2 separate regions of the Homo sapiens genome follow, and region 1 is linked to region 2. A link is an interaction called in ENCODE POLR2A ChIA-PET data of the cell type or tissue named here. Cell type or tissue: Panc1. All regions are shown on one strand. Links, peaks and the distances in the headings refer to the core of each region. The heading gives the core; the rest is flanking DNA.

Region 1 (8,337 bases), core at 69-8,068, 190 kb after region 2:
TTAAAATGTTATTTATGTCATATATAATGGTTTATTATTTTTAAAAATGAATTAACTGTCTTTAAAAGTTCTCAGCTTTAATTTCTGAGCAAATACTGATAGATATTATCCACAATAAACAAAAGCTTTGTGGTGTCCTCAATACTTTTCATGAGTGTGAAAGGATCCTTATACCAAAAAATTTGAGAACTGCTGGTTTAAATAATCATTAGCATCACATTGACATTATAGGAGACCTAACTGTGAGTGCTGAAAAAGAATTTCTAGAATCATAGGCCTCACTAATTGGAATTTCCAGTGAGAAAAACCAGTAACAGCTAGGTCCTCTCACCCCAACAGGACCCAGAGACAACAGCATCAAAGTCTAAACCTGGCTGGGCATGGTGGCTCATGCCTGTAATCCTAGCACTTTGGGAGGCTGAGGCAGGCGGATCACTTGAGGCCAGGAGTTTGAAACCAGCCTGGCCAACATGAAGAAATTATGTATTTTGTATTTCTACTAAAAATACAAAATTAGCCAGGCATGGTGGTGCATACCTGTAGTCCCTGCTACTCGGGAGGCTAAGGCAGAGAATTGCTTGAACCCAGGAAGTGGAGGTTGCAGTGAGCTGAGATCGCACCACTACATTCCACCTGGGCAACAGAGTGAGACTGTCTCAAAAATAATAATGGTAAAATAAAATAAAAGTCTGAACCAGAGTCTGGCTAAGCCCTATGATATCGAACATATCAAAGAGTACATGCATTTCTAGAAATGATTAGGGATGGGATATTTTATGCTTTTTGGGGGGAATGATTTCATTTAGAACATGATAAGGATCTGTACATTTATTCAATGTGCCAAGGATTTGCATGTAAACCAGATTCACATCACAAAGAAGATTGATAAAGTTACTCCTATGCTTTTTTTTTTATTTTTTGAAATGGAGTTTCACTCTTTTTGCCGAGGCTGGAGTGCAATGGTGCCATCTCGGCTTGCCGCAACCTCTGCCTCCCGGGTTCAAGCGATTCTCGTGCCTCAGCCTCCTGAGTAGCTGGGATTACAGCCATGCACCACCACGCCCAGCTAATTTTGTATTTTTAGTAGAGATGGGGTTTCTCCATGTTGGTCAGGCTGATCTCGAACTCCCGACCTCAGGTAATTGGCCAGCCTTGGCCTCCCAAAATGCTGTGATTACAGGTGTGACCCACTGCGCCCGGCCCCCCATGCTTTTTAAAAAATTAACAAATAATAATTTAGATATTAATTTAAATAATGTACATATTTATGAGGTACATATTATAGTGATCAGATCAGGGTAATGTTCAGCTTTTTTTTTTTTTTTTCTCCTGAGATAGAGTCTCACTAAGTTGACCAGGCTGGTCTTGAACTCCTAGGCTCAAATGAGCCTCCTGCCTCAGCCTCAGTTGCTGGGATTACAGGCAGGCACCACTGCATCCAGCTTTTTTTGTACCTTGTTTCAATCTTATCAAGATATACTTGAGGCATATTAACTTGCATATATATAACGTGTACAATTTGGTCAGTTTTGACATACGCCTATACCTGCAAAACCATTATAACAATCTTATAACAATCAAGATTATCAGCATTTCCATCATACCCTAAAGTTTCTTCGTGCTCCTTTATAATCCATCTCCCCTCTGTTCCATCCCTAGGTAACCACTGGTCTGCTTTCTATCACTATTGATTAATTTGCATTTTCTATCATATTATATACACAAAACCATACAGTACATACTCTTTTGTTGTCTGGCTTCTTTTGCTCTGCATGATGATTTTAAGATTCACGCATGTTATTGTTGGAATGAGATTTGAACTGAGTGACTTTGGGGAAATTGCTTAACCTGTCTGTGCCTTAGAAAAGAAACAATAAGGCCAGGCGCAGTGGCTCACACCTGTAATCCCAGCACTTTGGGAGACCAAGGCGGGTAGATCACAAGGTCAGGAGATCGAGACCATCCTGGCTAACATGGTGAAACCCCGTCTCACAAAAATTATTAGCCAGGCGTGGTGGTGGGCGCCTGTAGTCCCAGCTACTCGGGAGGCTGAGGCAGGAGAATGGCGTGAACCTGGGAGGTGGAGCTTGCAGTGAGCCAAGATTGCTCCACTGCACTCCAGCCTGGGAGACAGAGCAAAAAAAGAAAAGGAAAGAAAAGAAAAGAAACAATAAATAATTTCTACCTTGCATAGTTGTGAAGATAAAATGAGTAATGTAAGTAAATAAAACATGTAGCTCAGTTCCTGGTACTTACTGGGTGTTTGACAAATAGTAGCTATTTTTGAATATATGTTTGGGGTAGGAATTGAGGAGGGTAACTAGTACAGCATGGGGTTAGGGGAGAATCTTGTTTAGACTAATTTGATTCATAGCTCAGGTTTAACTATTTGTTCAGCATTTCTCACCTGCTGCACACCTAAAACTTCCACACATGCCAGCCTAACCAGGAAATTTTTCTTCAGTGAGGCCTGGGGACATGGAAATTTGTAGCTTTGAAAGCCCTGCCAATTTGGAGTTACCCTGTTGGAAAAAAAATAAAATCCCACTAGGCTGCTTTGAAAAGGGAAAAGGTGTATTCCTCCTTCATACTCATTGATTTCAAGTCCAACGGGCCAGATTTGCTCAAGCTTGGAATGAAAACTCTTTGCTTGGGGATGGAGCGAACTTCAGAAGGTTCCTGGCCAGAGGAAGTAGGAAAGCAAGGTTTTCTGTGTGACTCCTTGCAGCCAAACCTTGAGACAGACGTGGTCAAGCTGAGAAGTTTCTCAGAGAATCCAAACGGGATCCCCTGCTTGTCCACCTTTCCATGCACCAAGGGCCATGGGGACCTGTTACAATCACGTTGTGTTTGCTACAGGCAACTGCAGCTTCTTGCATCTTCATGCTACTGGGAGGTATCTGCTTTTTCCTAAGCCTGAAGACACAGCCTGAGAGAAAAAAAAACAAAAACACAAAGAGGACATGAGAGAAGAAGAGAGAAGGGAGGGTGAGAGAGGGTTGAATTGATCGCCGTCTGTTCAGGTCTAGCTGGAAAACACAATGAAGTGAAAAGGCTTCTTGGTTGGTGTGCTTCTCTTCATTTTTTTTTCCCAGGGTTTGAAGTGGGGAGGGAGGGATGGGAAAAAAAAAAAGAAAGGAAGAGGAGGAGGACTGGCATGGCCTGAGCCCAAGCAGAAGCAGCACGGAGCCTTCAGCCTTAGGAAGGGGAAAGTCATTTGGGGATTCTGGTACCCCCTTGGGTCATCCCTTATTGACCAATCCCTTCCTTCTATAAGCGACTGTGGCTGAAGGTGATGCTGCCAATATTGCATTTTAAATGAAGAAAAACCAAGTGGCTGAAGCCTACTCATCTCTGCCTTAGGAAAAAACAAAACAAAACAAAACACCATACAATTTTTCTTCCACTTGGTGGTGGGATGAGTGTTTATTCTGGTTTTATTTTTTTCCAGCATAGAGTATTTGCCAACTTTTATCATGTTCTTAGTTTGTGTTAAACATTATCCTAAGTGTTTTACATGTGTTATCTCCATTAATCCTTGCAACAACCTTGTGAGGTGTTGGTTCTATCATTAGTCCCATTTTACAGATAAAGAAACAGAGGCTCAGAAAGATTAAGGAAAGACCCCAAGGTCATGTAACTAGTAAGTGGCAGAAAAGGCTTCTTCCCCGTCAGTCTGGTCTCTTAAGCCTGCACTCTTAGGTGCTGCACCATGTGGATATTTAGATATAGTCTCTCAAATAGCTCACAGTTTATTATTACTAGGGGAGGAGGGTTGGAGCTAGGGAGGAGGGAGATGGATAGTCACACATGGAAGCAGCCACAGTACAATGTGTTATAGGCAATCCTAGCAAGTTGAAATAAGTTCTTGAAATAAAGACCAAAGAAGAGAATGATTTTTCTAGAGGCCTGGGATGATAGGGAAAACTGTCTTTTTACTTTTTAAAAGGTTAATAGGTGACTTTTATTTTCTTATTTACTTATTTTTTTAGAGACAGGGCCCTACACTGTCACCCAGGCTGGAGTGCAGTGATATGATCATAGCTCACTGCAGCCTAAACTCCTAGGCTCAAGTGATCCTCCTGCCTCAGCCTCCTGGGTAGCTGGGACTATAGGTGCATGTGCCACCAAGCCCTAATAATTTTTTTTTTTTTTGGGAGAGAATGGGCCTTGCTATGTTGGTCAAGCTGGTCTTGAACTCCTGGGCTCAAAAGTCCAAAGTGCCTTGTCCTTCCAAAGTGCTGGGACTATAGGCATGAGCCACCACACCTGGCCAATATGTGACTTTTTAGAAGGCTAAAAGTGCCAGAGAAGATCTGGGGAAGAAAAAGGGGTTCGCGGGGTGGTTAAAAGTTCAAGCTGTAGAGCTTACTGCCTGGCATCCAACTCAGCTCTGCCACTTAGTAGCTCTGTCAAGTTACTTGCCCCCTCTGAGATTCATCTACAAAATGAGGACACATGCCCATGCCCAGTGGCTCAAACTTGTAATCCCAGCACTCTGGGAGGCTGAGGCGGGTGGATCACCTGAGGTGATTTGGGAGGCTGAGGGGGACGGATCACCTGAGGTGATAACTCAACAACAAAAAGACAAACAATTCAATTTAAAAATGGGCAAAGCAAAGCCAGGCGTGGTGGCTCACACCTGTAATCCTAGCACTTTGGGAGGCTGGGGCGGGCAGATCACAAGGTCAGGAGTTTGAGACCATCCTGGCCAATATGGTGAAACCCCGTCTCTACTAAAAATACAAAAATTAGCTGGGTATGGTGGCGTGCGCCTGTAATCCCAGCTACTCTGGAGGCTGAGGCAGGAGAATTGCTTGAACCCGGGAGGCAGAGGTTGTGGTGAGCCGAGATTGCGCCACTGCACTCCAGCCTGGGCAACAGAATGAGACTCTGTCTCAAAAAAAAAAAAAAAAAAAGGGCAAAGGGGCTGGGCATGGTGGCTCACACCTGTAATCCCAGCACTTTGGGAGGCTGAGGTGGGTGGATCACTAGGTCATTAGTTCGAGACCAGCCTGGCCAATATGGTGAAACCCCATCTGTACTAAAAATACAAAAATTAGTGGGTGTGGTGGCACGCGCCTGTAGTCCCAGCTACTCGGGAGGCTGAGACAGAAGAATTACTTTAACCCAGGAGGCGGAGATTTCAGAGAGCCAAGATTGTGCCATTGCACTCCAGCCTGGGTGACAGAGTGACACTCTGTCTCAAAAAAAAAAAAAAAAAAAATGGGCAAAGGACTTGAATAGACATTTCTCCAAAGAAGATATTCAAGTGGCCAGTAAGCACATAAAAAGATGCTCAAGGCCAAGCGCAGTGGCTCACACCTGTAATCTTAATACCTTGAAAGGCCAAGGCACAAGGACGAGACCAGAAGTTTGAGACCAGCCTGGGCAACATACCAAGACCCCATGTCTACAAAGAATATATTAGCAGGGCCTGGAGGCACATGCCTATAGTACCAGCTACTTGGGAAGCTGAGACGGGTGGATTGCTTGAGCCCAGTGAGCTATGATTGTGCCACTGCATGCCAGCCTGGCTAGAGTGGTTACTATTTAACAAACAAACAAGCAAACAAACAACTCAGTGATATGGTTTGGCTATGTCCCCATCCAAATTTAATCTTGAATTGTAGTTCTCATAATCTCCATGTATCATGGGAGGGACCCGGCGGGAGGTAATTGAATCATGGGGGCGGTTACCCCCATGCTGTTCTCGTGATAGTGAGTGAGTTCTCGCGAGATCTGATGGTTTTTTTTTTTTTTTTTTTGAGACGGAGTCTCGCTCTGTCGCCCAGACTGGAGTGCAGTGGCGCAATCTCGGCTCACTGCAAGCTCTGTCTTCCGGGTTCATGCCATTCTCCTGCCTCAGCCTCCTGAGTAGCTGGGACTACAGGCGCCCGCCATTACGCCCGGCTAATTTTATTTTATTTTATTTTTAGTAGAGACAGGGTTTCACTGTGTTAGCCAGGATGGTCTGTGTCTCCTGACCTCGTGATCCACCCGCCTCGGCCTCCCAAAGTGCTGGGATTACAAAATGCGTGAGCCACCACGCCCGGCTGATGGTTTTATTAATATAAGGGACTTTAACCCTTTGCTCAGGACTTCTACTTGCTGCTGCCATGTGAAGAAGGACATATTTGCTTCCCCTTTCACCATGATTGTAAGTTTCCTGAGGCCTCCCCAGCCCTGCAGAACTGTAAGTCAATTAAACCTCTTTCCTTAATAAATTACCCAGTCTTGGGCAGTTCTTTATAGCAGCGTGAGAAGGCACTAATACACCCAGAAAATAACAAGTGTTGGTGAGCATGTGGAGGAATTGGAGCCCTTGTGCACTGTTGGTGGGAATTTAACATGGTATATATTAGATGCTATGGAAAATAGTATTTTATTTATTTATCCCTCAAAAAATAAAAAATAGCCATATGGGTACCATGTGACCTAGCAATTCCACTTCTGGGTATATACACAAACAAATTGGAAGCAGGGTAACAAGCAGCCATTTGTACACCCATGACCATAGCAGCATCATCTACAATAGCCAGAAGGTGAGAGTGACCCACATGTCCATCGATGGATGAATAGATAAATAAAATGGGATATATTCATACAATGGAATATTATTCAGCCTTTAAAAGGAAGGAAATTCTGATACATGCTACATCATGGTTTGAGGCTTTTCCTATCCAATTCTGCTTCCTTCCTCATTTGTCTTTCACAGGGGTTACTGCCCCCAACCACCAAAATCTTATTTTGTCTCTGCATCTGCTGCCCAGAGGACCCAACTGACACAAAGTTCAATAATGACTCCTTCTGCAGGATTTGTCCAGCCTGTCTGAAAATAGAAGGCCTAATTTCTCCTTCTTGTCATTCTACATCTTTCTCTCTCTCTCTCTTTTTTTTTTTTTTGAGTTGGAGTTTCACTCTTATTGCCCAGGCTGGAGTGCAGTGGCACCATCTCGGCTCACCTCGACCTCTGCCTTCCGAGTTCAAGCAATTCTCCTGCCTTAGCCTCCCGAGTAGCTGGGATTACAGGCATGCGCCACCATGCCCTGCCAATTTTTGTATTTTTAGTAGAGATGAGGTTTCTCCATGTTGGTCAGGCTGGTCTCGAACTCCCGACCTCGGGTGATCCCCTGCCTCAGCCTCCTTTGTATATGTATGTAAATCTATGTATGCATATCCCAAAGTGCTGGGATTACAAGCATGAGCCACTGCACCCGGACTGTTAAAAAAAACTTCTGACTTTCGTTCTTGATTAAAGCACTCGATTATTTAGCATTTATTAAATATTCACTGTTTAACATTATTCACGCTAACCTGTATTAGGAGGGCTTCCATTTCTTATCTCATTTAATTCTCAGGTGAGTCCTGTGAGATGAGGTGAAAGGAGAGTCTTGAAAGATTAGGTGATGTATCCAAGGTCACATTGTCAGAGGGTGACAGGTAGTTTGTTCAGATCTGGTTTTCACCCCCTTAGAGAGCCCTGCCTTCCTGTCTAGAACCTTCCCTGCCTCCATTATTCTCTATTCCTCTGCCAAATTTTCTATTTCACCATAGCATTTACCGCTGTCTGAAGTCACCATTCTCTGTGTTTATGGAGGACAGAGGGTCTGTCTTACTGACTGCTGTATTCCCAGAACCTAGAACAGAATCCGGCAAAGAGTCATTGAAAGGATGCTTAAACTCACCTTTTTTTTTTTTTTTTTTTTTTTTTTTTGAGACAGTCTCACTCTGTCGCTCAGGCTGGAGTGCAGTGGTGCGATCTCGGCTCACTGCAACCTCTGCCTCCCAGGTTCAAGAGATTCTCCTACCTCAGCCTCCCGAGTAGCCAGAACTACAGGCGCCCACCCCCACGCCTGGCTAATTTTTTTTTGTACTTTTAGTAGAGATGGGGTTTCACCATGTTGGCCAGGCTGGTCTCGAACTCCTGACTTCAGGTGATACACCCTCTTCGGCCTCCCCAGGTGCTGGGATTACAGGCATGAGCCATCCACCGGCTAAGCTCACCTTTAAGGCATGTTTATATTCATTGTTTTAAATAATAGGTCACATTTGAATAACACTCTACAGTTTACAGAAACTGTGTTTCTGCTGGCTGTCACCTCCCTTGGTCATCCTCACAGAAGCCTTTGGGGCAGGCCCAGCACAGGTTACTCCTTCTTCAGGGTCTGCTCAGACTTGCTGGTTCTTCAGCCGGGGATGCCCCCAGTTCTTTGCCTGCATCACTCTCTGCCTCCTTCTATGTCCGTTCCTCAGGAAGGCTGGCCCTGGTCTTGCAGCCCAGGTCAGGAACCCTGCGACATACTCTCTTCTCCCTTTGTAAGTCTCTTTGTGGCC
Region 2 (8,337 bases), core at 157-8,156:
GTTGTTGCAAATGACTTGATTTTATTCCTTTTTATGGCCAAATAGTATTCCATCATGTGTATATACCACATTTTCTTTATCCATTTGTCCATTCGTAGACACTTAGGTTGATTCCATATCTTTGCTATTGTGAATAGCTGCAGTAAACATAAGAGTGCAGGTATCTCTTTGATATACTGATTTATTTTTCTTTGGATAAATACCCAGTAGCGGTATTCTAAACAGCTTTTTATATATGTATACCACCTATGTAAATCACCATCCAGATCAGGACATAGAACCCCAGAAAGTTCAACCTAGAAAGTTCCCTCATGACCCTTCTTTTCCAGTCAGTAGTCCCTTTCCCCAGAACTATGCCCTCTCCTGATTTCTGTCACCACAAATTAGTTGTACCTGTTCTGGAACTACATATGAACAGAGTCATATAGTGTGCCTTCTTTTGTGTCTGACTTCTTTCACTCAATATCAGGTTTTTGAGATTCATCTACTTTGTGGTATATATCAGTAGTTCAATCCTTTTAAAAAACGTTTTTAAGATTTTAAATTGTGGTAAGAAATATAAAATTTGCCATCCTAATGATTTGTTAAGTTTGGTAGCATTAAGTATATTGACATTGTTGTGCAACAGATCTCTAGAACTTTTTCATCTTGCAAAACTGAAATTGTACTGATTAAACAACTCCCCATTTTCCCCTTCCCCAGCCCCTGCCAACCACCATTCTACTTTGAGTCTCTATAAATTTAACTATTTTAGATACCTTATAGTGGAATCATAGTGTATTTATCTTTTTGTGACTGGCTTATTTTGCTTAGCATAATATCCTCAGGGTTCATCCATGTTGTAGCATATGTCAGAATTTCCTTCCTTTTCAAGGCTGAATAATGTTCCATTGTATGTATATACCACATTTTGTTTATCCAGTTATCTGTTGGTGACCCTTGGGTTGCTTCTGCCTTTTGGCTACTATGAATGATACTGCTCTGAACATTGCTTGTGCAAGTATCTAGTAGTTAGTTCCTTTTTATTGCTGAGCAGTATTTTATTATTGCATAACTGTACCACAGTTTATTTATTGTTCATATTTCTTTTTCACTTGGATTCTCATAGTCTCTGATCTCACCTGTCATCTTGCCTGCCTCTTTCTGTCTCGTTTTTCTCTCTGTGCTTGTCCCCTCGCTGGCCCCTCTCATCACCACAGAAAAACATTTAAGCTCTGTAGGGTAGCCTGCATTGCCATTCTTCATCTTATTTCTAGAATCTCTGTCCTTATCTGTCACCTCACTGCAGCTATGCCAGACCACCTGGAGTTCTCTGGACAAACCAGAGACACTTAGAATTCTCTGGACAAACTGTTTTATAGTCCAGGCCTTTTGGATATACCATTCCTCCCTGCCTAGAATGTCCTTTCCCAACTTGTCAACTCACCTCCTGAAATAGTGCATTTTGAGCATCACTTCATCCTTAGAGCCAGGCCTGGCCACACTACAGCAGCAACTGTCTACTTATCTGTTGTCCTCTTGACTAGGCTGTGAGCTCTTTGAAGGCAGGAAGCATCTATGTCTCACTCATCTTAGTGACACATTGACTCTTTCTCGAAAATAGATAAACAAACATAGAGTTCCTTTCTCTTAGAGAAGTGAGGATTTAGGATATTGGTTGGGCCTGATCTAGGATTAGCTGGGAGTAATGGTACTTCAGTTATTGGGCTGATGGAGGGAGCCAACAAGGGCAATTCAGAGACAGAAGCTCAGAGAAACACTGAACAAAAATGCCAGGCGGACTCTCCAGAAGAGAAATTGACTGAAGGGCCAGGCAGAGGATAAGAATCTACGTTAAGCCAGTGGTACAGCCCAGAAATACTAGAGTAAAAGGTTTGAAGGAAAAAGGTAAGGGTTAAAATCTAGAAGAAATGCTCTGGGATAAATAGGATATCTGCAACAGCATTTCTTAAATAGTGAGCAGAGACAAGGTGGAGTGTGAAAAGCACAACTCTCCCGGTACAGTTTAGTAAGTATTGAATGTTTCGTAGGATCCAGCATTGGAGATCAAGCAGGTCAGTAAAGAACAAACCACTGTGCCGCAGCCACCAGAAGCCTGGAACTTTGCCATGTGCTTCAGCCTACAGGGGTCTGCTAAGAAGAGAAGCAAAGCCCTCTAAGAACAGCACAGAGAGAAATAAAGTCAGCGAGAGATGGGACTATTAAGGGAAAGGCTTATAAAGTGCTGTGAGCTTCGTTGGCAAAGAAAGGGCTGTTCATCTAGTCTCGAATGTAGCCAAGCAGAGAGGGAGCTGGGAAGAAGGAGATATGAAGATAGCCTTAGCTAATGTGTGTCACTCTGCCTTTGAATGACCATTCAAAACATCAGCCTGTTGGTGTTCTTCAAACTGGTGAGGCTGTTGGGGGCTCAAGGAAAATGGGTCATTGTTTAAGACAAAAAGAAAGGAAGGGACGGAGAGAAGGAGAGAAGAAAGGGAGGGAAGGAGGGAACAAAGGAATTTCTTTGAGTTAAATCTCACTGCGTTGATATGCCCCCTCCCCCTTTTTGCTTGTTCTGAAGACCAAAAGCTCTGTTTTCTTCTGCTGAGGGTCCTCCCTTTGGGGTTTTGGTAATATCTGTGATCTATAATTGTTACTCTTAATACTAAATATTTTCACAAGTCATTTAATTATCTATAGATTTGACTAAACTGACCTAGATTTAGATTTAGGTTAAGCCTTCCATGCCTAATGCCACATACCTGTGCCCCACAAACCTGAGCTCTTTGAGTGCTGCAGGACTATAACTTGATTTGAAAAGCTGGATGTTCTTTTTCATCAGAAATCAGTGTTCTACTAAGCCTGTCAATTCATTGTCTCCTAGACAATTTTGAATTGGGATAACAAATTAGAGTTAGGGATACATTACAAATGATAAATGTGACTTCCTTAAAGGGAAATCCATTTGTTTTGCTTAGTGTTTCTGTGATTAATTACTTGCCAGATTAAATTGCTCCATAAAAATGCATAGTATTTTATTCGATTGCTCTTCATGGTGATTAATCAGGCCATACTGTTGCTTCGTATGTTAATTATGCTGACATTTTATTCTGTTCTCTAGTTTAATTAATACAGCATGTATTTGAAAGACTGTTTTTAGGATGGGATACTATCTGTTTTAGGGGTAAGAAAGTCCAAACTTGCTTACAGGCTGATGTTAGGGAATTAACACTTCCAGTTTTCTAAGTGGCCACATTTTTTGCCATGATAGGCAAAAAGTAGACTAACTATGAATGAGTTGGGGAAAGCTCTGTTTGGTTTTCCTATAGTTATTAAAGATAATATACTGGATGGCCAGGCGCAGTGGCTTACGCCTGTAATCCCAGCACTTTGGGAGGCCGAGGGCAGCGGATCACTTGAGGTCAGGAGTTCGAGACCAGCCTGGCCAACATGGTGAAACCCCGTCTCTACTAAAAATACAAAAATCAGCTGGGTGTGGTGGTGCACACCTGTAGTCCCAGCTACTTGGGAGACTGAAGCAGGAGAATCGCCTGAAGCCGGGAGGTGCAGGTTGCAGTCAGCCGAGCCAAGATTGCACCACTGCACTCCAGCCTGGGCCACAGAGCAAGACTCTGTCTAAAAAAACAAACAAACAAACAAACAAAAAACCCCATGATATACTGGAGATTCTTGGCTCAATTGAAAATTGATTATTAAGAACACAGAGAAGAAGCTGTTGATGCAAAATGAACTGCAAAACGACTGTAAACCTAAATGCCAGTGTGGGGGCTGGGGTGGTTGGGAAAGATTGTTATTTCCTGGGATGCTGCAGGGTGCTGATGAGGAACAGGCATATTTAGCATTTGTATTAATGAACTAGGGCTGAAAGTAAACAAAGTATTAATGAAGTTTGTAAGTCATACTGATTTGGAGGTGTTTCCTATACCCGGGAGGGCAGAGAAATGATATTGATGGACCAGAAAGAGAAGCATCACAGAAAATAACCCAGCTATTCCCTTGGGAAATTGCATATCTGCTAAATAGAAATAGCATAAATAGAGTCAGGCAGATATTTTCCAAAGTAGACCTTCCAGCAGTCCACTCCTAAATGTTTACCCAAGTGAAATAAAAACTTGGATTGGACAAATGTTTATAGTGGCTTTATTTATACACTGTCAAAACTGTGGACAACCCAAGTGTCTCTCAACGGCGGAACAGATAAACTATGGTACATCTATATAATGAAATACTATTCTACAGTAAAAAGGAATGAACTACTGATACATGCAACAACCTGGATTAATTCAGTTGCATTATGCAGTATGAAACTATCCAGATCCAAAAGGTTACATGCTGTATGATTCCATTTATATGACATTCTGGAAATGGCAAAACTATAGGGACAGGGTATAGGTCAGTTGTTTTCAGAGGCTGGGGTTGGAAGGAGAGGTTGATTACAAATGGGCACAGGGGAACTTTTGAGGTGATGAAACTGTTCTGTATCTTGACTGTGGTGGTGATTATCTGGATGTATGCATTTTTCAAAACTTGCAGAACTGTATACTTGTATCAGGGTTTTTCAGAAAACAGACCAATAAAATATACATAGTTATACAAGAGGAAATAGGCTATGGGAATTAGTTCACATGATTATGGAGGCCAAGTTGTTTCACAATATGCTGTCTGCAAGCTGTAGAATCAGGGAGCTGATGCTGTAGGCTTCCAATTAAAGGTTGAAGGACTGAGAACTTGGGTGGTACTAGTGTAAGTCCTAGAGTCCAAAAACTGGAGAACCAGGAGCTCCTGATGTCTGATGTCTAAGGGCAAGAGAAGATGGACGTCCCAGCTCAAGAAAAGAGAAACAGAGAATTTGCCCTTCCTCTGCCTTTTGTTCTATTCAGGTGGGCTTTCAACAGACTAGATGATGGCTGCTTATATTGGTGAGGGTGGATCTTCTTTACCCAGTGTATGGATTCAAATGCTAATCTGTCTCCTGGAAATACCCCTGTCAACACACTCAGAAATAATGATTTACCATTAAGGGATCCCTTAATCCAGTCAAGTTGATAATAAAATTAACCATTACAACACTAAAAAGGGTAAGTTTTGCTGTATGAAAGTTATTCCTTAATTTTAAAAATCAGAAAAAGAATAGTTCTTCACAGGGAAGGGTAAGAGATTCAACTTCTGACCATAGTTTCCATACTTTATGTGTGGCAACCTTTTGAAAATAATTTGAATGACAGGAGTTATAATTGGAGGATTTGTATTTTCTTCATATTTCTTACAAATTCCCAGGTTTGTTTTGTTTGTTTGTTTTTGAGTGGGAGCTGGGATGGGGGTGGGGGGTAGGTTGCTGATGGTTTTCCTTAGGTGTTTGCATTATATAAATCTATATACTGATGAGAGGGTTATTTTGAGAAGGAAAGCACAATTAAGATCTTGGACCTCATTGATAGCCATCAGACATAGATCATTTCCCCACTTTATGGATTGAATCTAATTATTTGAGTTCTCTGGATTGAGCTTTCATTTTAAAGCTTTGTTATTTCTTCTGTCTGGGCCCTACTACTGTTGAACTGTGTATTATAAGACTTGGAATAGGCCAGGCGTGCTGGCTCACACTGTAATCCCAGCACTTTGGGAGGCCGGGGCGGGCGGATCACGAGGTCAGGAGATCGAGACCATCCTCGCTAACACGGTGAAACCCCGTCTCTACTAAAAATACAAAAAAATTAGCCAGGCGCCGTGGTGGGCGCCTGTAGTTCCAGCTACTCCGGAGGCTGAGGCAGGAGAATGGCATGAACCCGGGAGGTGGAGCTTGCAGTGAGCCGAGGTAGTGCCACTGCAGTCCAACCTGGGTGAGAGAGCGAGACTCCGTCTCAAAAAAAAAAAAAAAAAAAAAGGACTTGCAATAGTGCCAAGGGATATTGCTGTCCCAGAACTAACTTCAGAGACAACTTCCACTCCCCTCTGTACTTAGACTGGGGCAGAAAGCTTCATCACACTGTGGGTTTGTAAGGCAGATTTGCACAATATCAGGGACCCAGGGATAGGTGAACCATGAATGCTAAACTATTGCAGACAGCTACTGTGCCTCCTTCCTCCCTTTCTGCCACGTCTCCAGTGATCTGAACTGTGTGTATACAGTGTTTGCTTCTCATGGTCAACTTGAAATGCCTTCCCAAATGCCAAACTATCTCTATTCAGTTGCTCAGGAAGGGGGCATACATGGTGATAGTAGTATTGCATTACTTGCAGCAATAATACTGAATATTGCTCTGTGGCTGCAACTTAGTGTGCTCACTGCTGACTACTCTGAGCAGATGTGTAGCCATCATTTTGTCTCAGACCAGGTAGGTTACATTTAGCAAGATGCTGATTCCCTAAGTGACTTGCTGAACAAATGTCCCTGGGTCTTTCAGCTGAATGATTTTCAGCACTGGACCTGAAGAGGCTGCTGGGGCCCTCAACCAAGACCCCATCTGTTAAAGCCTCTTATTGATTTGTATCCCTTTTTATAAAAATCTGTCCCTTCTCCTCCTCCTAGTGTGATAAATAATGCAGATATACTAGATGAAGTCTACTATTGGAGCAGGACTTGAATCATTTTGGTTAGAGTTGAACTAAACTAAACAGAAATGAGACTCTCAAATAGCCATCTATGTCAAATGGTTTCTTATTTTCTTATCCTTATTTATCATGGTTACGAATACTTGCAGAGTGTAGAAAGTAACAAAAAGCTGTAATTAACCTTGTAAAAATAAGTTTTAATAGGGAAATAAATTATAAGAATTATAAGATGGCATTATAAGTTTGCTTTTTTTTTTTTTTTTTTTTTGAGATGGATTTTCACTGTCACCTAGGCTGGAGTGTAATAGCTGTGATCTTGGCTCACTGCAACCTCCACCTCGCAGGTTCAAGCGATTCTCCTGCCTCAGCCTCCCAAGTAGCTGGGATTACAGGAGCCTGCCACCATGCCCAGCTCATTTTTGTATTTTTAGTAGAGACGGGGTTTCACCATGTTGGCCAGGCTGGTCTCGAACTCCTGATCTAAGGTGATCCACCTGCCTCGGCCTCCCAAAGTGCTGGGATTATAGGCATAAGCCACCGCACCCAGCCCATTTTAAGTTTTTGACTGAGTAAACAGGTGATAATAAAATGCTGTGAGATAACGGTTTATGTTAGCAGGGTATCGTATCTTTTTTTTTTTTTTTTGAGACAGAGTCTCGCTCTGTGGCCCAGGCTGGAGCACAGTGGTGTGATCTTGGCTCACTGCAACCTCTGCCTCCTGAGTTCAAACAATTCTCCTGCCTCAGCCTCCCGAGTAGCTGGGATTACAGGTACCCGCCACCATGCCCGGCTAACTTTTTGTATTTTTAGTAGAGACGGAGTTTCACTATGTTGGCCAGGCTGGTCTTGAACTCCTGACCTCATGATCCTCCTGCCTTGGCCTCCCAAAGTGCTGGGATTACAGGTGTGAGCCACCACGCCCAGCTCGGGTATCATATCTTAATCCTGTGTTTTTATGCCCCTTCAGCCCAATTTACTGACTATTCATAATAGATACACAGCACTTCATCCAGCCGGGAAATGAAGGTTCATCTTGGCCAACACTTAATTAGTCATTAATTATTTATTGTTCATTTCCTGTGTACCCAACCCTGTGTCCTTAGTTTCTGACCTACATTGGTAGTACTACCACATGGCAAGATTTCATAGGGTAGAATGCCATTGCAATTAAGACTTTGGAGGAACAGCTGAAGGCCAGGGTACAATCCTGCTGTACCCGAGTTAGAATGTGACCAGAATAGCTATACTTCCATTATAGCTCTTTTGAAAAGCTCCAGGAGATGACAGACCACTGCTTACCACCCATTATTTGCACCTGGGAAGTTTCTGAAGTGTTCCCTCCCTTTTGTGCAGTCATGGCAGCTCCGGGAAGGAGGGGACCACTTTACGCACCAAACCAAACAGGTCTGCTGAGGACATTTGCTCACTAAAGTCTGGGAGCCTTTGGCTCTGGTCAAGACTGATGTGGGCCTGGTGCAGTGGCTTACGCCTATAATCCCAGCACTTTGGGAGGCCGAGGCAGGAAGATCACTTGAGCCCAGGAGTTTGAGATCAGCCCTGGCAACATACAAGACCCCATCTCTACAAAAACATTTAAAAAAGTAGCTGGGTATGTGACGTGCACCTGTAGTCCCAGTTACTTGGGATGCTGAGATGGGAAGATCATTTGAGCCTGGGAGGTTGAGGCTGCAGCGAGCTGTGGTGGCACCACTGCATTCCAGCCTGGGCAATAGAGAGAGACCCTGTCTCAAAAAAAAAAAAAAAAAAAAAAGAGAGAGAGAGAGA

The links. ChIA-PET counts read pairs that join two places held together with the same protein. Peaks named below come from ENCODE experiments on the same cell type or tissue, not always from the same donor. Only the 100,000 strongest peaks of a DNase experiment are listed, where the experiment ranks them.
Region 1: POLR2A ChIA-PET joins it to region 2 with 11 read pairs; 2 of 35 experiments call an interaction of 5 or more read pairs at or near these places.

The regions. Positions count from the first base shown.
Region 1 is chr10:101,727,576-101,735,912 of GRCh38, reverse strand. LINC03046 (long intergenic non-protein coding RNA 3046) reads left to right here and starts at 5,771. Exons shown (of 3, transcript NR_186546.1): 1 at 5,771-6,196. It overlaps LOC105378458 (a long non-coding RNA gene), which reads left to right. Exons shown (of 4, transcript XR_946255.3): 4 at 1-22. RefSeq lists an enhancer at 5,608-6,107. In Panc1, for the core only: no CTCF peak of the experiment used is centred there; no DNase peak of the experiment used is centred there.
Region 2 is chr10:101,913,348-101,921,684 of GRCh38, reverse strand. The region is part of intron 23 of ARMH3 (armadillo like helical domain containing 3); the gene reads left to right. Among named protein-coding and RNA genes, the nearest start is that of KCNIP2, 74 kb to the right of the region's middle. In Panc1, for the core only: no CTCF peak of the experiment used is centred there; no DNase peak of the experiment used is centred there.